Linked DNA regions of Mus musculus: all the other regions are linked to region 2. The links are chromatin loops, found by intact Hi-C in ENCODE. Cell type or tissue: left cerebral cortex. All regions are shown on one strand.

The links. Hi-C counts contacts between places; a loop is a spot of excess contacts. Peaks named below come from ENCODE experiments on the same cell type or tissue, not always from the same donor. Only the 100,000 strongest peaks of a DNase experiment are listed, where the experiment ranks them.
Region 1: it touches region 2 in a loop (3-fold over the local background); 4 of 42 quality-filtered maps call a loop at or near these places.
Region 3: it touches region 2 in a loop (3-fold over the local background); 5 of 42 quality-filtered maps call a loop at or near these places.

What each region holds. Positions count from the first base shown.
Region 1 is chr15:74,322,523-74,330,522 of GRCm38, forward strand. The region is part of intron 3 of Gm19859 (a long non-coding RNA gene); the gene reads right to left. Among named protein-coding and RNA genes, the nearest start is that of Gm32839, 41 kb to the left of the region's middle. In left cerebral cortex, no CTCF peak of the experiment used is centred here; DNase peaks (open chromatin) are centred at 3,180, 4,186, 6,882 and 7,789; H3K27ac peaks cover 3,387 bases.
Region 2 is chr15:74,509,615-74,517,614 of GRCm38, forward strand. It overlaps Adgrb1 (adhesion G protein-coupled receptor B1), which reads left to right and starts at 6,582. Exons shown (of 31, transcript NM_174991.3): 1 at 6,582-7,252. In left cerebral cortex, CTCF peaks have their summits at 2,423 (motif pointing right) and 4,890; DNase peaks (open chromatin) are centred at 4,886, 6,169, 6,622, 7,143 and 2 more places; H3K4me3 peaks cover 1,932 bases; H3K27ac peaks cover 2,018 bases.
Region 3 is chr15:74,159,215-74,167,214 of GRCm38, forward strand. No RefSeq gene overlaps it. Among named protein-coding and RNA genes, the nearest start is that of Gm32918, 41 kb to the right of the region's middle. In left cerebral cortex, no CTCF peak of the experiment used is centred here; no DNase peak of the experiment used is centred here.

The DNA of each region.
Region 1 (8,000 bases), 190 kb before region 2:
TGTGTCTCCCAGAACAAGGCCACCGTCCTGCCCGCACCTCAGATCTCCTCTACCCAGCCTGGCTTTTTACCCCAGTGGTCTGGACAACTGGGCAGCTTTAAGGGGTGACCAGTACACATCCGCACATGCCACTCAGTGGTACTCATCATCTGATGATAGGGTCTCTTCTTCATCTCCAGAACGAGCTGGTGAGAGAACTAATCACATGCTCACAGCACAGTGGGGAAACTGAGGTTCAGAGGTCAATGATAACTTTCCAAGTCTTGATGTGCATAAATCCACACTAAGAACTTACCAGAACTGGCCATGTGTTTCCCTACAGCTACTCTGTGGCTATAAATTAGGCAACCTGACTTGTTGGGTGTGTGTGTCTGGGACAGGATTGGGCTCCACCATCTTATATTGAAGTCCCGACTCCAGGACCACAGAGTGAAATAGTGTTTGCCGTTAGAGTATTTAAGCGGAGCTATGACCAATGACCTTATGAGAAAGAAGACCAGGACATAAACACACACAAATAGACAGACACCCAGGTGAGGATGCAGGGGGATCACTCTGTTTACACAGCCGAGAGCAAGGCTTCTGAGGGGCTGACCTGCCCATGCCACAATCTCACACACTAGCCTGGACTATGAAGCTTATGTTCTGTAAGTCACGGGCCATGTGTCATGACTCCCACAGTTGACCTGTTTCATAGCACCCTAGCTGCCATTCAAGAAGACAGCCACAGGGAAACCAGGGGTTGGGCCAGGCATGTGGTGAGAGGCACAGAGCCCACACACAAACACTGGTCCACCCCTTCACTGGCTCTTAACTAGAAAATGAATTACGTTAAAGAAAACACATGGTTTATAGCTGGCACCTCGTCAGTGTAGCTTTAAGGTAGCCTGGTCCCCAGTAACTCTTTGAAGGCTGGAGCAAGGGTCTAGAGGGACCTGACTGTGACAATGGCAGGTTAAGATGACAGCCAGCAGGTCTGTAATGGACACTGTGTGTACCCATACACTCCTGCATGCACACACACACACACACACACACACACACACACACACACACACACACACCTTGGAGACTAAGCACCCATTCACAAGCACTGACTACTCCCCTTTTAGCAAGAGACCTCTTCTATCCTGCATAGACCTGGTTTCAGGTTCTACCATCTCAGAACTCTGAATGACCAAGCCCTAGCCACAGAGAATTGCTCTTGTAACATCCACTGACTGACACAAACGTCAGCTGGCTGTCCATCGCCCGCCCACTCGGAACAGGCAAGGGAGGACAGGAGGATGAAGGGCTGTGGTCTCCCTACCACCTTGAACCTCTGTGCCACTGACAGCCCCAGCAGCTGTAATTAACATGACGCTGCTGACATCTAAATAATACAACCGTTGTCATAAATAATATGTGCCTGATGAAGATCAAGTTATTTATAAAGGATTAATAGTGGCACGTGAGTGTGGGTGCCTGTTGAGCAGCAGGGACACTGTGGCTTCTGATCTGAATTTCTATGGGGCCTGATGAGCCTCCTTAGGAAGACAGACCTTGAAGTTTCCTCTGCTATTTGCAAGCTAATTCCGGGTAATAAGGAAATTACTGTGGAAAGTCAGACTGGAGCTGGAGACAGAAGTTCTGCAAAGAGGCATCTGCGTCCCATCCTAGTGAAAACCATGGAAAACTGGTCACTGGTTGTTATGTTGGGAACCACAGCCCAGTGAGACAAATTATTAGTCCCATAGGCCACGCCCTATCACAGGAACACACAAATAACATGTATCTTAGTGATGGGGAGTCAACAAGTGCTCACTGAAGAAGCCTCCCGTCCTGAGAGTAGAAACTGTGTTCTGGGGACCCAACCACATGCCAGCTGTCCTCTCTCTTACCCTGCCACCAAGCTCAGTCTGGACCTAGATCTGGGACGTCTGTTTGCAAAAGCCCTTCCTCCACCACTGACAAAGTGGGGCTGTGGCTTGGGTAGGCTACAGAGAAGATACTCATCTGGGCCTATAGTCCTGTCTGAAGTTGAGTAGTCATGTCTGGTGACAGTTTTAAGTCCCACGAGAAACACAGAGCCCCTAAGCATGTGTCTCCTCCGATCTGACTCTTATCATACCCAACCCCCAAGGACTACCTGTGGTTTTCACCCTGGCAACCTGACCTAACCCTGAGCTCTCCCAAGGTCCCCTCCCCAATCCCTCTGGGTGTCTAGCTTAGGTCTCCAGCCAGTGGGGACTATGTTTTCCACAGTGGGGCCTGTGCCTGGAAGTTCCTCACCAGCTGCTTCTTCCTAACTGTAACGTGGTGTCTACTTCCATATTGCCTTGATCTCCTGAGCCAGCACAACAGAAGTGGAAGATGCTCACAACAGAAATGAGCTCTGTCTGGAGGCAGGAGCCAGAGGTCAAGTTGTTAGAGGATCAGATGCCTGACCCAGGTCCCTTGGTGTTTATCCACTGTCCTATCTTCTGTATGCTGCCCAAAAAGGAGATTTGTGGCTCAGAGACAATCCTTGACGTTCCCTCTATCCCCAGATGACATGGCTCCCAACAGTGGTACCTGCCAACTGTGGAACCATTTCTGAGGCAAGGAAGGGAGCATACAAGGATCTGTCTCTCTAACTTGTACCTTCAGGAGGATGCCAGCTTGGTCTCCATCCCCCAGCCCCAGGGAGGTCTTGCCCCATTTCTGGAAAGGTAAGGATGCAGCAAGATGTGAATGGCTATCAACTGCAGGCAGCACTCCACAATCAGTCTATTGCCCAGGACAATCCCTGCAATGTTTCTGCTGTGAGCCATCATCTGTAAAGTGGTCAGCATAGCCTCTTCCCTGGGAGAAGGTGAAAAATGGAGGCCAGTGAAGACCCACATGGTACTTAGCCAACAGGCAAGGGTCAGGAGCAGAGCTTACCCCTCAGAACACTTATAAATCTCCACCTGCCCCGAAAATATCCATATCCCCACCGGGATGTACTGGGAGCATTTATGGAGTGCCAGCTGTATGCCAGAGTCCTCCCACACCTTTGGACTAGTCCTCCATGCAGCAGGGCAGCCCAGGGTTCTGTTCCAGGCACAGGCCTCATTACCCCGCCCCACCCCTTGCTGCTGTGTTCCATGTCTCTCTGGTTCGGATGCCTGCTCAGCTTAGAGCTGCTATTTCAGCTCACAACGTTTATAAAATTGCATCCGGAGCCTGGCACAGCAATGCAGAGCCAGCCTACTCCGAGTCCTCAGACAGCAGCTCCTGAATGCTAATTGAAAAGTGATTAATTACCTCCACAGGCTCCACTCTTGCGACTGCCACCCCTTGCTCTCCCGTTTCTCCCCAGTGGAGCTGAAGGCAGCCAGAGAGGTGTGTGCTGTGTGCTGTGTGTTCGAGCTAGGCTGTTTTCAGTCTCGTTGCTTTACAAGAGGATGAGCCCTGGGGCAGAAGCCCAGAAACCACTCAGGTCAAATCTTCCCTAATCTAGGCAAGTCCCTCCCAAACTCAGGACCAACACTCCATCCTGGGGAACTTCAGACTTTGATTCCTGAGTACTAATCTGAATCTCCATGACTGCCAATGCAGACTTGGAGGGTGGTCCCTGTGCAGACTTCTCATATCCATCTTGTCTGCCTGGCTCCTCCCAATGTTCTTCCTCCCTCCAACTCCTATGATTCCACTCTAGGGTCCCCTCCTGCCAGGACCCCATTCCATTGGTTCTAGGATACCTCTGCCACTGATAATGGGTTAACCTCTCTTTACTGTCTGGTGCTTCTGTACCCACAAACCTCACTTGCCACCCCTGAAAGAGCTATCAGAAGCCAGAACAGGTGCTTCACGGCCTGCGTGAGCCCTCAGGATCAAACTCAGAGTCTTCTCTGTCCCTGGTTTTGAACTCCTTATATCGCCAGGCAAGTGTTCCTGGGAAGACACCTAGACCACTGATCCTGAGCAAACCAGAGCTTTTGGTGTGGAGTGGGGATGACACACAGTGGGTGAAGCTTGCTGATCAAGACAGAGCTGGGGGACCCAGCAGCCAACTCAGCCTTAGCAGGGATCAGCACATTGATGGGAGAGCATTACCTGAAGAGGCCCCAAGAAGGATTTGGAAGGATCAGAGACAGAAAAGGGATGGGACAGGATCCGGAGGTTCTGGGTCAGGCCCCAATTCTTTGATTGGGTGTGCATTGACCAGACCAACGCGACACGCCTCAGGCTACTGTGGGAACCAGGAAGCAAGAGGTGGGTGTTGTCATGTCCCCACACTGGCGTGCCTCCCTGCCTTGCTGTGCTGTCATTTGAGGAAGGCCCTGCACGGGCCCCCTAGTCACCAGAATCTGAAATCTTGCCAGAAACACAACCTTTGAGGCAGTTTCCCCTCATTTAAATTCTTTCTTGACATTTGTATGACAGAGAACAGGAACAAAACAGCCAGGAGGGAGCAAAGGCAGAAACATGCAGGCTCCTGGGGTGGGGGTGGGGTGGGGGTTGGAGGGGAGACTGTTGAGGAAAAGAGCAGAACCTGAGCAGACTCACTGCTGTGGGAGGGAGGGCATACAGATATGGGATGTGCTGTATCGTGGTAGCAACCGTCCCACAACTTTCATATCTAGCCTTCTCAATGGCCCCATTTTATGAAGTGGGAAGCTGAGTCTTTGAGGGGTGAGGTGACTAACTGGGCACACAGCTGGCAGCTTTTCAGCCTTTGGGGCACATGTGCCTAATAGACCTGCCCAGAAAACACAAAAGGAGGAAATCCAATTGGCTATTCTTCAGATTTCCTTATGGAACTGGACCCTCAACACACCCAAGACCCACCTAAGCCAATAAGGCCCAAGGACCCAAGCTAAAAACCTCCCAAGCAAAGCTTTGTTCCTTTATACATGGAGACTCAGAATGTCAGGTTCCAGCTATGTGACCATGGGACCACACTGACTCCCCAGCCTCAGTTTCTCCCCTTGTGGAGGAGGTCAGTCTTGGGGTTGTAGATTTTTTGTGAGAAGCTAAACTAGGCAGAGTGAGGAAGTCCTGCCTAGGACTCCCAGGCCCCCAGACAAGAAGGTGTCACCTCCAGTTTGGGCATACCCAAGGTTACAGAGCGGCACCCCACGGGTTGTTGGAACCGCCCTTCCACAAATGTGAGTATATGGTGATGCTTTGGGCTGAAGCAGAGCCCAGGTGGCCCAGACTTACGTTGCTCACAGAAGCCCAGTTCTGTAGACACAGCTTCACATCCACAGCCAAACTCCAACTGAAAAGATGTGGAAGGGATATCAGCTCTGCCCTAAACCTCTTAAGGGTGGATCTGCAGTTTGACCCCTGTTCTTTCCCATCTGGGATCAAGGGAAGGAGAGAAACGAGGAGGGAGGGAAAGCCTTTCTGGGTGTCTACACTCTACTCATTCAGGTTCAGGATTGGCTATTGACAGACAAACCCTCCTCCCAGCTATGGCGGGGATCCATTGGGCTTTCAAGTATTACATGCAGACCCCTAAGGGTCACTGAGGTAGGTGGTCACTTGGCTGCTCAGGGAAAGGCAGGCACTGCTAACGTCAAGTTATGAGAAATGGATTGTGCACCCACAAAAGAAAATCCAGCCCTCCCATTCCCAAGAGCCCCATAATTGCAACAGGGCTTGGTACTCTATAGTAGGAACTGTGGAGCCCCAGTTTCTCAAGGCAGAGAGGACCTGGATGGACCACGTGGTAGCGTCAAGGGCCCAGGTAGCTTCAGCACTGGTGGTTGCTAAGCCAAAAAACAGCTGACTTCGACCTAGGATGCTTACAGCATCTGTTTCCTCCCCCTACCCCCCCACCCCCCGCAGAGATTCTCATGTCTCGCCCAGATCCACCTGCATTTTGAGTTAAGTCTAGAAGGTTCTATATCCTCTCTGAAGCCAGCAGGCACTTGAAGCCCATGTCTGGTGACAGGTTTCGGGATAAATGATCTGTAAGTGAGAGGTGGGAAAAGGAGTCCTTGATGATATCTCTGACTCTGGTCACTTTGGGTATGACATCATTAACAAGTAATGAAACAACCACAGGGCCCTTGCACAGAAAACTGCCAGGGCCTACTTTCCCAAACACTTAGGCAGCAGTGATCTAAAGGACCTCAGCCTCCTGAGAGACCCTAGGCTGTGATCATCTCCATGGAACATGCTACAGGGGCCAGAACTATTCTCATGGGGCCCAGCTCCACAGGAGCTGGGAGGGTAGAAACTGGGAATTTCTTCTAGCTATGCTGGGGATCAAAGTGACACTGCAGCCAGAAAACCTGAGAGATGGGACATAAGTGGGGAGTGGGGACTGACCTAGAGTGCAAATAGTGTGAAGATGTGTGGGACCTTTAAGGGGTAGTTTCACAGAAAACACACCAGGCCAGGTGGCTTGGGAGCAAGAGCCAGGGCACAAAGCAAGCAGGAAGGGACAGCTTAGTGGGACTAGGGGAGTCAGGCCTCATGACACAGGTGACCTAGAACATCCAGGTGGTTACCACATACTAGGGTTGGGTTGTGGGACTGGGGACCAGAGGGACTCTGGGGACTCCAGAAGCAGGATGGGAGCTAATCCTTTGTACAGTTAAGGCTGTGGGCAGAGAGGGGGCAGTAAGGTGGACAGCAGGAATCACAAGGACCGAGCAGCCTCCAGTCCTCCCCAGACCCTGACTGGAATGCTTATTCCTAGGCTCCATGGGTAGTTGGAGCGCTTGCTTGTTTTTCTCGCTTTCCTTCGATACAATTATAGATTAATTAATTCTCACCAAGCAATATCTGACCTACATCAGCGCCTCTGTAAGACGGCAGCACCAGAAGAAAGACTCAAAGACTCATTCGGCTATATAAAGACAAGCGATCTATTTTAAAAGAAGGGCTTGTGCTGGAGTCCGCTGTTCCCAACAGCCTTGTTACATAAGGCTCGTTTAAAGGCAACACACACCCGCCTGCCCACGCGATTCATGGCTCAGTAGTTCTGAACACGAGGTTAATCGGTGGATTGAGTCTGGCCAAGCTGGAGGGGCTTGGCCAGGAGGCCGGCCTCCTAGGGATGCAGACATGGGTTCTAGCGCTCTTCCTATTGCTGCTTCTGCAACTCCCTCTGCTGTCCCCTGACCCATCCAACCTGGTCTGCACCCAGGTTGTTTTAATTGTGGGATCCTCTGGGTCAGCGGGAGCCCCATCTCATTCATCAACGTGTCCCTGACACCCAGAGAGAGCCTGGGATGGCACAGGCAGTGGTGCTAATGGACTGAGCTGTGATGTAGCAAGAAGTTGCATGCAGTGGGGGGATGGCTCACACCTGCTGAGCACAGCAGCACAAGGCTTGGAGACAAGTCTCCCTTATTCTTAAGACTGTACTACCAGGCAGGTGCTGCTGGAGTGGTGGGCATCTCTGAGATGGTGCATATAACCCTAGGCTGTTCCCTTTCCTTGATATTGACCGGGAGTAGACAGAATCACTGTGAGGTCTCCAAGCCTGTGTTTCCAGCCTGGTATGACCTGCTTGTCTTTTTCATTCTTTCCTGCATCCCAGAAAACCAGCTGGGTGTCCAAAGCAGCTTTGTGGAGAGGTCAAGGAGACAAAGACTGAGCCTGCCAAGACCCATAAGTGGTTTGGGTGGCAAATCCCAGACCTGGCCATGCCTTTGGATGAATCCTCAGCTGTAAAACCCACACAGGTGCCTGGGTTCCAGCAAAAATGTGGTCAGAATTCCCCATTTGCTGAGTTAATCCACTGTACTTGGAGTTCGTTCTTATTCAGCTGCCTGGACTAGCTGCCTCACTTCAGAGGCAGGGAACCTGAGATTCAGCTCAGCCTGACAGCCGATGTAAGCACAGACACCCTGGCTCTGCACAGCACAGATCTGGAGTTGAAAGGAGGGAACAGGGCCAGCCCTTAAAAGGCAGGTTCTAGCCTACCATGCTAAATCAGCTAAGAAGCCCAGCTACCGTGCCTCCACCAGCCACACAGCCCCTTCCTTCCTTACCCTGCTATCAATCCTCACTCTTACTGTCCTGCACTCAGAAAG
Region 2 (8,000 bases):
AAAAGGGCAGGAGTCATGGAAGGTAGGAACATGGCCTCTGCCCAAGACAGGCTAACTGATGGTCCACATACAGGAAGCCAATGCAATGCCAAGGCTGAGCAGGTGAGCACACAGAGCCAGTCAAGCCCACCTCCAGCCTGCTCCCGTTGGCTTCCAGATCTGTCGGCCTGCCTGTATTGATTTTTCACTGTGCTGTTTATTAAATGCCTAAACCCCTTCCAATGAGACCTAGCTTGGCATTCTGTATTCCTGGGGGCTCACTAAGTCCAGATATGGGGCCTGAAGGGGCAGCTGAGGCAACTGTGTGCAGATGTCTTGAAGCCTTAGGAACCAGGGTAGGAAGTTGGCTAACGTGGGCAAGATGCCAGGCCCAAAAGAGGTTTGATAAACTTTATGACCACAGTCGGCGCTCATCTTCAGGCATCAGTGAAAGGAGGACCAGGACTTAGTCTATGATCATAGATCCTGGGGCAGTGACTAACCTAGATTCAGGGCTTGATTAATGCTCCTAAATATGTGCCCACCTTTATAAATCAGTCGGAAATCGAGGGCATGCAGCGATCTGGGATCAGTATGTACTCAATGACCTCTCAGTCAGTGATGAGAAGTTAGGGCTCAGTGTGAGAGTAGGGATCAGCACACACTCAGAACCAAGGCACTGCTAGTGGATTGGAGCTGAATCTACAGACAGAGATAACCAGGGATAAGTATGTGACCAGGCCCAGACTCAGACGGTAAAAAGGCCAGAGCTCTCTCTACGGATCTGGAGATGTGGATCAGTTATAGAATACCTGCCAAGCATGCATGAAGCCCTGGGTTCCATAACTAGCAATACACACACACAGACACACACACACACACACACGCATGCATGCACACACAGCTCTCTGAAGTGCCTCATGCTCTCCCTGGAACATGTCCCCTCCTTCCCTTTCTGCCCTGTTAGTCTTGTTGGCCTCCTTCACAGGTCTGGCACGTGACTCAGGCTCTGGAGTCTATCCTAGATCCTGGCTGTGAGACCTTGGGCAGCCATCCCCTCTTTAGCTGCCGAACTACCCACTCTGGATGGGGGCCTTGCCCTGCCACCTCTCCTAGCTGTGTGAGGACAGAGTGGGGTAGAGAACAACCCAGAAGGCCAGCGAAACTGCTGAGGAACCTTCCAGAATATATGTCTAGGCCTCACCATTTGTAGGAGCCTTTACGGCCTCAGGGGACCTCCTCTCCAGGAGGCTTAGGGGTTTGCCACCTCCACAGCCTGGCTGGTGCCACCTTGCTTCTCCCTGACCTGCATTCAATATTCCTAGGCCCTGAGGGGAGTTGGGAAAACCCGCTGATCACACCTGGTTTGCACTCTGAGAGCTGTAACAGGGAGTGGTCAGAAATAGCTTGAGCTTTTCGGGGCAGGTAGAGCAGGTCCTAAGGCGTGGGCAGGGAACACTCAGGTTATATTCTGAGCCCCTTTGGGAAGGGCACTTCTACTAAGATATATAGCCCTGGTCCTGTGGAGAGGGTCCATTCCCTGGGGACCCCTGGTCTGGGCAGGGTCTGTTGAAAAGGCAATTAGCTTTAAAGCCCTTGCCAGTGGCCAATTGAGAAATAACTCAAAGCATCTGCCCCCCCTCCCATCACCAACCCCCATCTCTTCCCTCCAACAAATGTTCACCCAATGTCTCTTCCTTTGACTTCTTCCCTATAACCTGTCAGAGTCCTGGTCAGTAGGAAGCCACTATGGGTCTCAGGCACCTTTCCCTCCCTGAGCTTTTTCCAGTGTGCAAGGAAATGTAACCTTCCTCAGCTTGGCGAGAGCAGCTGGCCAGTGAACAGATGTGGACTGGAAGGAGTCCTGGTCAGGATTAGCCATGCTTCCCTGAAGCTCACACAGAACTTTCTAGTCTTCTCTCCTAGCAAACCAGTGCTTGAGTGACCCAGCTGAGGCACATTTGAAGCACATATCCTGACTGAATCTTTCCAAGCCTGGTGCCCTACATGAGCCCTGAATCCATAAGGTCAGACAGTTGTCCCAGGACTTGGGGCAGAAAGACCTGGCTTCTCTTGAGTCTTGCACAGAGAAGGCAGAGGGCATTATCCATGCAAGACTGCACAGGATCCTTGGGCCATGCGGGATCAGCTCCTGAGGGCCAGGGTCACAAAAAGCTAGAGCCCTGGGATGGGAGGAGGGCTTTTTGCTCACTTCCCTGTTTAGGGATCACTCACACAGCTGGCCCAGTCTCCCAAGGGGGTGTCCCACGATGCTGGGCATTAACCAAAAGGGCAGTCACAGTTCCCAGACTCTGGAGGTGAGTGGGGCCAGGGAGTCTGGGTTGGGTTAGAAGAGCTAGTGGACTGAGGCCAATGGCTGTAGATATGTCTGCTGCTTAGAGGGACAGGCAAAAGGGTATAGCTCTGCAGTCTGTACTGAGTCACTAGAGGGCAGGCGTATCAGGGAGGCTGCAGAATCTGACCTGGCTGGTGGGTGGACTGAGACAGAAGAATCTGTGAAACACCCCGGGGCCACATAAGGAGACCAGTGAGGCTTCCTAGAAGGAGAGCCTCGGATTTCAGAATCTCTGATGTACAGGAAGGTTTCGTGTACCAACCAGAGCCCTGTGGGTATCTGAAGCATCTCCCTGGCCCCACCCCCACTTGGACCAGAGAACCCATGTGCTCACTTGGGTCTGTCATAGATCACACGGGGTGGTTGGGAGGCATCACTGCTGTTGTTTGCAGATGAAGCAGATAAAGCACAGATAAAGTGAGAAATACTCCTGAACTCACAGGGCCGGAAGACAGAGAAGCTAGGACACAGCCCAGCCGGCTGTAGGACTCAGGAAGGTATCGTACCCTTACCTGGTGGTCTGGATGGGAAAGGGAAAGAGAGTTGGGGATGCTCCTGCTCAGCCACCTGAAATCACAGGGTTGATAGAGATAAGGACAAATGTCAGGCACTCTACCCTGCAGCCTGTGAGGAGGGGGTATGGTAGCCCCAGCCCCAGCCAGAACACCAGTCTAGTACAGCAGGCACCAGCTATGTGACACAGGAGCCTTTTTACATTTAAATGAACTTAATGACAGAAAAAATGAATTTCTATCCTCGGGCCACAAGTGACATTTCCAGTTTCTAGCCACTGTGGCGTGTGGGGCAAGCCAGACAGAGTGGACACCAGGCTCTGCCACCATCACAGTAGGACTGTTTAAGATGCTTCCCTTGATGCTGGGACCCAAAGGCCAAGCCTTCTCTGCCCTTCGTCACCTTGGGATCTAAGGAGGGAAATTTGGGGGAAAGGGGGACATGGGAAAGAGGGCTACAAAGGCCAGACTCCTTTCTCCACACATCTGGCCCAGAGCCCTGGGATGGTGGTTGTGAGGTGATCACCTCTAGGGAACTGCTTGCCCTGAGTAGGGATGGTATCCACAAAGTACCCTTGAGGCCCCAGTCTGTCTGTGCGGTAGATTGGTGGTACCAGAGATGATGAAGGAATTCTGAGGTGCATCACAAAAACAGAGTGGTTGGGCAAATGCTCCTGGAACCCCTTGATTGTCTTGGCTGCCATTAGCCCTGGATGGCCTCAAGGCATAGAACCTGGAAGGTCTATCACCATCTTTCTCTGGACCCAGGCATGAACAGAGTCCCTTGAGCAGCGAGACCAAGGAGGTTGCAAAATATGGCTTGGCTGATGGCTGGGCTGAGGCAGAGGTATCTGTGAAACACCGGGGGCCACATAAGGAGGCCAATGAGGCTTCCTAGGAGAGTCTCAGAATTCAGAGCCTCGTTGACGAGGGAGCTAAGGCAAACCTGCTCTTAGCATCAGTTCCTCCAACATTCCATCTTGGCATTTTCACAGTGCAGTGGTATTAGAGGGGAGCTAGGTGAGAGTTAGGGTATTGGTGGAGGGCGGGGCGGAGCTGGCGGAGGGGAGGGCCTTGCATCTGCTGAGTTTTAGAATGGAAGCACTCTGCCCTAACTGCAAAGCTTACTGGAGGTGTTATTATTGCTCCAGTGCATAATGAGATCATTATAGAATCATGGCTCAGGCCGACTAGCGTCAGAGTTTAGGTTGGAGTAGAGTTTCTGGTTGGTGAGTTCAATGTCATGGCTGAGTTTAACTGTGGCCATATTCTGTTTTCTGACGCTAAGAAGGCACCAAGCTAAGAGTCTCATTCTCTCTGGTTTTATGAGACTCGTGGTTGGGATCCAGCCACTTGGGGCTTGCTCAGTAGATCACTCAAGGCTTCTCAGCAAGGACCGTATACTTGAAAGGAAACAGATTTGGGTATAGAATGGTGCCTGGTGGATCTAGGCTAGTGTGGGTATTGGGAGAAAAGCTACTGGCTGTAAACTACAGCTATTGGTGGCAAACACCCTGGCTTAAAGTTGTAGGATCCTGAAACAATTTGGCTGGAGGAATTGTTTCAAGTTACTTGTGTCTGGTGGAGGGGGCTCACAGGGGGACCAGGACAACTGAGGCTGTGGTTGACTTGGCATGTGGCTGCTTCAGGGTGGCATTCCCTGCCTCTGACATTGCTCTCGTCTGCAAAGATAGAAGGGGATCCCATTGAGGTCTTACCTTGCACCGTCTGGACTCTGAATCAGAAACTTGGGTGAGGGAAAATTGCAGAGAGCAGCAGTCAGAGGGGCAAGAATGAGTTCCCACACAGGGAGAGGAACGGTTAGCCCCTTATCCTCAGAAGGATATCCCCTTTTTGCCCTGATATCCCAGGCCAAGCAGGTCTCAGCCTTGCCCCAAGAGCCTCCAGGTCAGATCCCCAGATCCCTGCCAGGGATTTCTGCTGTCTTCTCTTATCAGCAAGAAACAAGTGTGGAAAGTGCTTGGATCCTGACTCAGCCTCGCTGCTGCTCAGCTGTCTCTTGGCCTGATATCAGAGGCCCCCTGGTGACCACAGGCTGTTACTGCAGCTAAAAAAGGCCAAAGCAGGGCTAACTAAACTCCAGGGGCTGGAAGATTCAGAGGCCCAGCAGGAGCAGATGAGGGTCGTGAGAGGTCTCCTGGGAGGTATGCCGCCTCCTTTCTGGGATTTCAAATACCTTGGGAAGAATGGCATTTCTCAAGAAGCCTAAGTGAACAGGGTACTGACGAATAGGATGGTCTGGGCTTTAGTGTGGTCCTGCTCTCGGTCCCTCAGGACACCCTTGCAAGGTGAGGCCTTGCAGGAGTAACTGGTATGCAGAGTACCACGTTCAGTGCCTGGGTATCTAATTGGCTTGAGGTGCTTCCCAACACACACACACACACACACACACACACACACACACACACAGAGAGAGAGAGAGAGAGAGAGAGAGGTGTAGGTTGACTGTGATGTTGATGGAACTGATAAGATGTTTTAGTGGGAGTTACAGGACAGCAGTGTGGGTCCTGACACCTGGCAGGGAGAGTGCTGACAGTGGCTGTGAGTTTGTATTGTTGTTGACAGTGGCCTCCGAAGAGAGATGCAAACATCCGGACCCCATGTGTCCTTGGGTAGCAATGGTACTGCCACTGGTCTGCTAAAGTGTGCAAAGTAGTGGGCCCTGTACAAAAGGTTTTGAGTTCAGGGCAAATCACAAATTGTGAAACAGGAGCAAGGGGTCTGATGCAGAAGCATCTTGGTGGAAAAGAACACAAGGCAACTTTTCTGAGGCCAGGGTTTCCAGGACTCTTGTTGTCAGCCTAGACCTAGAGTGTCAAATCTTTTGACATTGAAACATGGCATTGTGGCCTACATATGTGTTGGGTCACATCCATTGTTGTCCTGGGATGTATGGGTGAACATACCTTATAGAGAGAGGCACCCCTTTGGGTCCCTAACAGAGGAGGAACCAGGGATCTTATGATGGAAGACAAAGCAACTGAGGTCTCTCTCCACCCATGGATGGAAACTGGCAGGCAGGGACACTTTAAAACCCACCCCCCTTTGACTCTGTCCCTGGCGGGCTCCCCTCCTCTCAGCATCACAGGACAGAAAGTCTAGACCGGTCAGGCCCAAATGAAGTGGTTCAGTGCCCCACCCCTGCTCTCCCTGGAAGGGCCCCAGTCCCTGCCTCTGACTCCATCTCTTTACCCATCACTCATCCAACCCACCCACCCACTCATCCACCTATGCATGCATCATCCTTCCATCTGCGTGGCCCACCCATCTATGTAGCCCTCCCCATGGTGCCACCCACCAAATCCACTTTCTTCCAGTCCTGCTCACCCTCACCCGCCTCCGCAATTCCACCGACCCTGACCCTGATGGCTACCTGTCCATCCATCAACCCTCCCGACAGCCTCTACCTACATTCACCTGCCTCCACCACCCACACACCTATTGGTCTGTGCACAGCCCTTAACTCCTCTTCTCCAACCATCCGTTTGTTGGTCCACCACTTGTCACCCAGATGCAGCCACTCCCCTGCTCCTGGAGGAGAGCACAGTCCCAACTCTTGGCTTTCCTGCTGCGTGGGGCAGGAGTCGGCTGTCTTAGGTGCGCTCGCCTGAGCGTCGCACTCCTTCTCCGTGATCCCGCTCCCCTCCTCCCAACCCGCCCCCCGCTCGCGCTCCCCCTCTAATGTGTGATCTGGAAGCTCTATAAAGCCTGATGTAATCCGTAATGCAGTCTCTGGCTCCCGATTCGGGATCCAGTTTCAGAGAGCGAGAGATTGGGGAGCGCCGGCAGCCGGGCGGGGGAGCAGCTTGCCTCTCTCCTCCTCCTTCTCCGCGTCCTCGGCCTCCTCCTCCTTCTGCCCGCGCCGCCCCGCCCCCGGCTCCGCTCCGCTCCCCCCCCCCCGCCCCCAGGAAGGGAAAAAAGGCGAGAAGAGCCGGGCAGGCGAGAGGACCGGAGCGGCGGCGCGGCCGGAGAGGGAGCGGCGGGCGCAGGCGGTGGTGGCGGCGGCGGCGGCGGGCGCGGCGTTGGCGGCGGCCCCGGCAGAGCGAGCTGAGCGGGCGAGCCGGCGGCACAGGCGTCCGCGCCGCGTCCTGGCCAGCCTCCGGGCCCGCGCGCCCAGCACAGCCCGCAGCCAGGGCATCCGGACCCTTCTGGCGCCCGGGGGGCTCCGCCAGGCAGGGGGTGGGGAGGAGCCTGAGAGCGCCCGCGGGTGCGCTCTTGGGAACGTCTCGGCGGGGCCCAAAGCGAGTCGGGGGCGGCAGCGACAGTAGCCCCAGCTCGGATCGGGCGCGCGGCTCGGCCGCTGGCGACGCGGTGCGCTCCGGGGGCTTTGCAAGTCGCTGGATCAAGTCCTTGCTCGCCCGTGGGGCCTCTGCTGCTGGGGAAGGTAAGAACGGCTCCGAAGGGGGTGGGGGCGCGGCGAAAGGGGGCGTCTCGCTCTGGGAGGGGGTCGGAGGAGGGATGGCCTCCCGGACTTCCTAACTTCGCCGTTTGGAGCTTCGCAGCTCTCAGGATTAGGCTTGGAGCTCGGGAGTTTGAAAGCCCCCCCCCAAGCCCCATTTCCCCAGCCCCCTTCCTCTTCTAGCGGCGGCAATGGAATCTGGCAGGTCCCTGCGATCCCGCATTGGGCGGGCTGAGGAGGGGGCGCCCTGGACGTGGGAGAGGCTTCTTGGTGCTCCTCACCTCCCCCTCATCCTTACCAGGCAGAGCCGGGCCAACCTGGCAGGCTCAGTCAGAGAAGCACCCCCTGCTCTATTACCCCCACAGACCCAGGGCGCGCTGGGGAAGGCGTTCCCGTGGTGTTCCGACACAGAGATGCTAGCAGGGGTCTGAGGGAGCCCCACCTGGCTCCCTATGCTGGCCCAAGGAGGCTCGCGAGAGACAACCCGGTGTGTCCCCCATTCCCTGATCTTACCCAGAGCCCGTTACATATATTATAGGGCCCGGCTGCATCTCATCCCCACCCCCAGCACAGAGCTGGAGGCGGGCAGAAAAGCCCCCAGACTTCCCGTCACAGCTCTCACCTACAGACCCGACAATGGCAGAGGAGACCCCCGGAGGCTTATCTCCAAATTCGGAAAAAAGGGCTGTCCTCGCGCCCCCACCATCACAACTGACACGCGCATACGCCCTAG
Region 3 (8,000 bases), 350 kb before region 2:
CACTGTGCACCAGGCCAGGGCCAGAAAAAGACCACTCCCGCCTTGTAGAGCGAGCAGACAAACCTCTCCAGGCCACTGTGAGACAACAAGGACTCGTATGCCGTGTAGGATATTGCTGAAGTCCTTGCCAGTTGTGTAGCACCACGGCCTGAAAGAAGCTGGTGTCCTATAGGGTGCATGGGGTGGGCATCACCACCGCTACACCCAATATTATCCCTGTGGCTGTCTCTGGAGGAAGCACGGGATCTTTCTGTCCGACAGAAGGCTCTGGATATCTTCTACCAGATCAATCAGGAGACATTCTAAACAGACCCCAGGAATGTAGACTCATCTGGATTCTAAGCCATTACTGTCTTCAGGATACTGATGGGAAACATGGTACAGATTTGCCTCATGCCCCCACCTGGTGGCCCAGTGAGACAGGGGCTTTACCACACTGGGTTGAAAAGATAGGGTAACATATTCACCCTGGGGCTTCTCATTTTCTCAATATTGGCCCTTTACTTGTTGCTGGGGATCAAACTCTGTATCTAACCACAAGTTCTAATCACTGAGCTATACCTCAGCCACAGAATAGATTCCTTGTTGGATATGCCTTGCCCAACAAATAGCTCCATCATCAGTGCTGTCACAGGAGGCTCAGGGACCCTCTCGTACAGTGGCCTTCAACCTTCCTAATGTTGTGACCCTTTAATACAGTTCCTCATGTTGTAGTGACCCCTAACCATAGACTTATTGAAATTTTGCTACTGTCATGTAATGTAAATATCTGGGTTTCCAATGGTCTTAGGAGACTCCTGTGAAAGAGTCATTCAACCCCCAAAGGGACCGAGACCTACAAGTTGAGAACTACTGATCTCATGGCTATAGAAAGCTTATCACCAGAGGTCACTACCTTGCCCACATTCCAGTCTCCACATAAAGCTCGCACATCCTATCTTGGTCATTCAGATGCTTTCTCTAGATATCTGACCGACCAGTGGTTATTTTAAACCCTGCAGTTAAAATCCACACGATGGCATATTGGTCTGCTGAAACCTTATGTTTTCATTCTGAGGTCACTCCAGGGTCATCCTCCCTGGAGTTTCAGAACTTCCTCAGCCAACTTCTGTGTACTTGTGCATGGTTCTAGAAGTTTCCCGAGGCAGGGGCTCTGACCTGAGCTGATGGGGTGGGAGTGGGATGCGGGTGATGGCAGGTAAACTATGGGCTGATGGCTGGTTTCTTCCACTCCCACTTCTCTCCCCCGTGTGTTTACGAGTCCTCAAGGCCCCGAACCTGCCTCTCATCAATGCATCCCACATGTCACATTCTCTCCCCAGAGGCGGCTCAGGAGCATGATGCAAACCACCTCGGGGCTTTTCGTGAGCTGCACAAAGGAGTCGGTGGTGGGAAAGTCACAAAAACTCTGTGTGTGTGTGTGTCATCAGTGAGCCTAATTAGAGCTGCATTGACAGCCTTAGAGACGGTACCAAGGAGGCCAGAGTGGGCAGGGAAGAGTCATGGGCTCCCAGCTCAAAGAAAACAGCTCTGAGAACATGGGCTCTGTGGAGGTCCACTCCCCAGAACTGCTCTGAACTCCAGGCCTGGTTGTCTTCAGCTCCATAGGAAGCTCACCTTACCTCACGGCCTTGGTGTGAGTACCACCCAGGAGGGTGCTATGGGGCTGATACATGGACAGTGTGGCTGACTTCTACCGTGATAGGGAGGACAAGACAGAGGCTGAGAGAGTCTGGTGGATCTACCTGGTTCCTCAGGCATCCCATTTTCCTCTCAGCCCATGGTGAGCCTCTCTGGTTTGCTTAAATAAAGCAGGAAGATAAGATGTGGTAGCCCTAATATCAATCCTCTGTGTCAGAGGCACTGGGCTGGCAGGAGCTGCACACTTGCAGAAGGTACACCTTTCTAAAAAAAAAAAAAAAGGGACAATGACCCACCTCATTATGAAGCTGAGGCTGTGGAGGTTTAGAGCCACCCAGTGACCCCAAGCTCCTCTCTGAGCACCTGTCTTAGCCTAGGCTGCTCCATTCAAGTGGTTCTGGCTCATGTTCTCCACACCACAGAGGTCAGAGGTTCAAAGTCCGTAGTAGGGGCTCACCTGGAGCCCCACAGGGACAGAGGTGAACATGGAGGACACTCAGCACCACAGACCCTGAGCTGTAATTCTCTCCAAACCCTGGAGCGCTGGCCTCTCAGACATTATCAGGATCTGGGGGAGTTGATGAAGTTATCGGAAAGCTTATGTAGCCATGTTACAGAGTTTTCACATGTGACCCTGAGGGGCCTACAAAGAAGAGGCCTGGGCTCTAAAGTCCATCATTCCTTCTCTCCTGACTCTGACACTTTACTTCGACCTTCGACCTTTGACCCCTCTCATCTGCTATCTCCTATCCAGGTTGCTCAACTTAGGTGTGGCTGACCTGTTCACTGTGGGAGGACCATCCTACCGACAAATGTGGTCACTCTGTCCAGCATCAGCCTTGACCTCCTTGCACTAAACACTTTGTTCCCACCTAGATGTGATAGCCAGGTGTCCCTAAACCCCGCTAGTGCCCTGGGGTGATAAAATCATGCCACTGAGAACCTCGGCTTAGCCTCATTTTTTTTTACTGTGGTAACACACATCTCTGCAAAGCTCTCAGAGTGAGCCGGGAGTAACAATAGCAAACACGTGGTCCCAGAGCCTGTCCCGGGCTGTCACACTCATTAGTCCCTGTAAGACTCGCAGCAGCCTACGAGGTGGGAATTACTGTCACCCCCACTTTACATGCACAAAAACCCGAAGCAGGAGTAATTTTGGGATGCGACAGAATTTTAAGTGCTTGACTGTATGGGCCTCTCCCTCAGTTCTGCTTTGTCATTTGTCAGGGCTGAGAAGGCTCCAGAGACAACCTTGCAGGGTCAGGTCTGGCAAGGCTGCAGTTACCGTGAGGCCCTCCGGCCACCATGTGTGCCTCTTCACCTACACACAATTCAACAGGCATTCCCGAGAGCCCTCATTTCTACCCGATCCCCCCTGTTTCTTATGGCAGTCGTAAAGGGGGAAAGGAAAACCCGTGCCAGCTAATTGTAGGTTCTGCAGAAGCTGAGTTCGAGGCGTCAGCATTGAAACCAGCTTATTATCGATCAGCAAAGACAGGCCCGCGCACGGCCAGCCTTTGTTACGCGACGGCTGACATCGCTGTGTTGTTTTTCAGCTGGTAATTCCTTAAAGACTGAGACAATAGTCGTTTAATATCGTTTGCTCAAATGAACAGTTCCCCCAGCAAATAATAATAATAAAAAAATGTCCCCAAGAAGCCAATTAGACTCTGCAGCTTGTACCCAGCGACGGCCTTTTTAATAGACGCCCTTTTTACAAGCACAGCTGTGTCACCCAGATGAAAAATTGGCCCCCCTTTTGCTGCTGATATGTAAATAAATGCAGGCGATTGCATATGTAATAGCTCTCTTCCATCAACCGGCTTTAGAAACCCGGTAGGAATACTTCAGATAAAGGAGCAATTTGTGGAAGAGATTTTTCTAAAGAGACTGAGAGGTGGTGGAGGGAGGGGAAGACGAGGGATGATAAGGGTCAAGAAACGTGACAGAGCCCAAGAGAAAGCACAGCTTTCCAGGAACAAGTGTATCTGCCAGGATTTTATTTGCATGGATGCTGAAGCAAGTACACAAATCACAGCAATTCTCAATCTGGGAGTGTGTGCACCTCTTTAGGGTCTCTGGCCTCTGCGATCTCTTTTCTACAAAGTTCACATGTTCGGTGTTCTGCACGTTTATCTGGGAATTCAGAGACCTCTGAAGTCTGGGTTTGCGTCCTAAATCAAGATCACAAGAGACTTTGGGGGCAAGGGAACCCCATTGGGGCAATTCTTCCCCCAGAGCCATGTAGCAATGTCTGGTGGTATGGTTAGAGAGAGAACAGCATCTCTTGGGTACAGGCCAGGACTATTTCTCCACACACTATCATACAGGGAAGTTCTGTTAATAAGGAGCCACTTAACCTTGGTCTCTGTGCTGGGGCCGAGACATGAGATGGAAGGGACTTACAGTGGTCCCCACACAGTGTCCTTCCAACCACTTTGCTCTTGTACACAGGGAAACCGAAGCCCAAAGCAGGACAGAGATTTTGCTTATGCCCAGGTCTTGCTGTTCATCGAGATAGGTCAGATTTGAACAGTGCAACCAGCCAGCCTATACCCACTGCCAAGCTGGTCTTCTGGCTCAGCAGGTATCCATGAAGGCCCCCGGTGACTTGGGCTAGGGTCCATGAGGCTTTAATAACCTTGGCTGTGACCTGGAAGGAGCCACTGCTCACTGGCTTCAGAATATGCAGTGTCCTTTAGTATGTTTTCTGAGGTGGAAGAAGAACAGGCCAGCACGTGCCTTCCCACCTTGCCATAGCTTTACTAGAAGGTGCTATGGCCACCTGACACAGAAAGGGTAGCCAGAATAGGCAGCTGGGAAGGCTCAACTAGGAAGCAAGCACCCCAGAGAACCACGGAAGCTTGGAGTTAGGAGGAAAGGGGGCAGGAAGAGGAGGAGGTGGAAGACATTAGCCAAGCATAAGAAAGAATGGATTTTAGAAAAGAGAAAATGCTTTGGGGAATATCAGCAGCTGGACAGTTGGGCAGATGCTAGCAGGAGTCGTTCCTCTAGTACCCTCAGAGGTTGCAGAGGGAACCAGGCAGCAAAGTCATAGTGGACAGGGCTATCTCAGGGAGGGACCGTCCAGTGATAGAGTCACTGGCTACTGGGCAGTCAGAAGTCCCTGTATTTGAAGCCCCTACCTGCCTGTCTGTCAGCCTAGCCATCATACATTGGAGGCCTGAGCTTAAAGGCTGCTTCCTGGAGTCCCATTACCCTCTGTGTCCTGTGCCAGGCTCCTATATCCATTGGGCCCCATGGAAATCCTTCCGGGCAGCCTTGCCAGTTAAGTTCTGAGCACCATTACCTTTGGGCCTCTCCCCTGTCTCCTCCAGTCTCCACAAAACCTGAGAGGTGTAATATTGGGACCTCTCATCACCTCAGACATCAGGCAGGGTGCTCTGAAGCCCCAGAGCCCATTCTGTGGACTGCTTCCTCACCTCTGGCCTAAGCTGCCTTGGCGTGGCTCCTCCCCACCATTCTTTGCTGTCCTTTTGGCTTTTCTTTGTGTACTTTCCCTTTGACAAATGCCACATCACTCAGGAGCCTCAAGGACATAGGACCGAGCATAGACAAGAATCAGGCCCCATTCTCTGCATCCGTTCCACCAAGGTCACTGCAGAGATGAAACGTCAGCTATCCCATTAGCTTGTTTGGGTTAACCTCATGCAAACACGGGTCAGTGCATGTGGGCGTGTATATATGCGTGTGCATATGTGTGTGGTGTGTGTGTGTGTGTGTGTGTGTGTGTGTGTGTGTGTGTGATATATGTCTGTGTATTTAGATGTGTAAATGTGTACATATGCAGCCTTCCTTTTCTAACCAGAATGGAATTCCACAACCTCTGTCCCCAGAGACTCTTGGCTCACGTAATAATCTGCAGAGGCCATCATTCGGGTCACTGTACCACGCTGGGCCTCATCCATTTTAATAGCTGCATAATAGCATCTTGCCAGGCCCTGCTCACATCTTCATCACTGCTGGGCAGTGAGATTCCTGGGGAGGGTAGATCTCATTCAGCTCCAGTCACTTCAACAAGATGTGTGTGTGTGTGTGTGTGTGTGTGTGTGTGTGTGTGTGTGTGTGTTTCCCCATACACCACAGGGTCATATGAAAGGACAGTGGTCCTTTTAGGGGCTGTCCCCCACCTATAGGTCTTGACTTCTCTTCATCTTTATAGCAGCATCTTACATCCATCAGGGAGCTGTGAGCTCACAGAACCTTCCGTGAGGCATGGGACTGAATTTTTACTCACTGAGGACTGTACTGGCCTGACCTGGGATTTTTGAATATGGTATTTTCCTTTCATGTGCTGATGACAGCCACTGTGACAAATTGCTATACTGAGAGGTTATACAGAAGATATCCGAACCTCACCAGTCTGGAAGCTGAAGCCCAAGAGGAAGGTTGGCAGGGCAAGTTCCTTCTGAGGCTTCTGCCCTTCGCTGCGCCAACCATCTTAGCCCTGTCTCCTTGAAAGCTCAATCCCTACACTTCTGGGTCCTCATATTCCATGGGATTAAGGATACCCTGTTGACTTCTGAATGATCTTGGCCCAGGGTGTGACTCCACAACCGGCTCCCAGGTACTGTTGGGGGTTTCTGTGTCTGAATTTGGAGACATGGTTTAGCTCTTGTCAGTGACCCCTACATAGATAGATGGCTAGACTCCACTTTGTCATGAAGATCTGTCCAGGAGGACCACAGTGTCTTCATGGCAGGACACACATATCAAAGCAAGAATGGTAAGCTGTCTGTTTCCAATCTAGCTTTCTGAATTTGCCCCAAAGGACTATCACATTGATGGAGAGTGCTGTGCTCTAGAGTGTACAGTGACAGGGTGACAGGGATTTTTTTCCTCAACCTATTCTATTTATTAACCTCCTGGTAAACCAGCAACAGGCCTAGGAGGAGGATGGGACCAAGGTCTTTGATGATAGCCTTGAATATCCTCTCCACCCTCCCCAGAGCCCATATAGGCTTCTTGAAGGTGAGATACCCATTCCTCCATCTCACCTATAGTACGTGCCTCCTGCATTCTCCTGATGGCTGTCACATGCCATGTGGATGTCATGAGCCACGCAGTCATCTCCTGTTCTCTCTTCCTGACAGCTGACAACTGTGTCGTCAGATCCAATTACAGCTGTCACTCACTACCAGGGTGTCACAGGAAAAGCAAATTTTTAAAGGCCCTGCAGCAGCAGGGGCTCACCTGCATGCAGATCTACCAGAGTCCAAGCTACTCCCTTTGGCCCCCATCAATCCTGACCAGTCTCATTTTTCAAAGACACTCTAGGGAGTGTGGCCTTTAAAACCCAGTTTAGTCCTCCAGGTGCTTCTACCAGGTAAGGAGATGAAATGTAAACTCACTCTGCAGCAAGCTGGCAGGCAATCTCCTCCAACTTGTTCATGAGTCATGGGGAAACTGAGGCAATGCTGAGATGCATTGCTCACTCTGTCTCCCTCAGAAACTGGAATCCCAGCAGCTCCTGTGTAGGTGCCTCTAGGGCTGTAGTCACCATTTAGAGAGGTGATCCTGTTTGAGCCCTAGCCATGACCTCACATCTTTCTTTACCACACTGGCCCTGGGAACTGGACATGGTGCCTCCTGTCAGAAGTAGGCAACTTGCTTAGGGCCACACAGTTGGTTACTGACCACAGCTGGAGTCCCGCCTACCTCTCAGAAACCCGATGTTCCTTATCTGAGACTTCTGTGGGGACACAACCTACACTGTCCTCAGTTGTGCAGGAAAATGACAGAGCAGGAGGTGAGAGGAGACTGAACCAAGGCCTTTTGAATCTTGCCAGGTAACTACAAGTCACCAACGTCCCTGCCCCTCTGCATAGCTAGGCCAGCATCCCACTGAGCTCTGATCAAGGCAGTCAACAGCCAGGTTATTATCTCCACTTCACCTTTTCTCTTTGGGGGTCACTGACTGTGAGGTGCTTTGGTCACATACACTGAACAACAGAAGTAGTTTGTGACCAGGCCTTTCCTCTGACTGGGCTTGGTGTTCCCTGAGAAGGGACAGTCAGTGAGTTCTGAGTTTTAAATTCCCACCATACAGAGCCCCTGTGCCAAGGTCACCCTCCACTGAGGTTCACCACTGAAGGACTCTCCACCCTATTCACTTGGGTTCAGTCATCTATGTAGACTGTTCCCCTGTGCTGACACCCAAAAGATGGATATCTCTTCAGCAGGATGGGAACCATGAAGTAACCACTGGTATTTACTGAGCTTCTATGTAGCCTCCCCTAGATCTCAGCTCCTTCAACCCATTGCCCACTCTCCTAGGTAGCCCTTGATCAGTCACCCCCAGATCAATAATGAGACTCAGAGGCACTGAGCACTGTAGG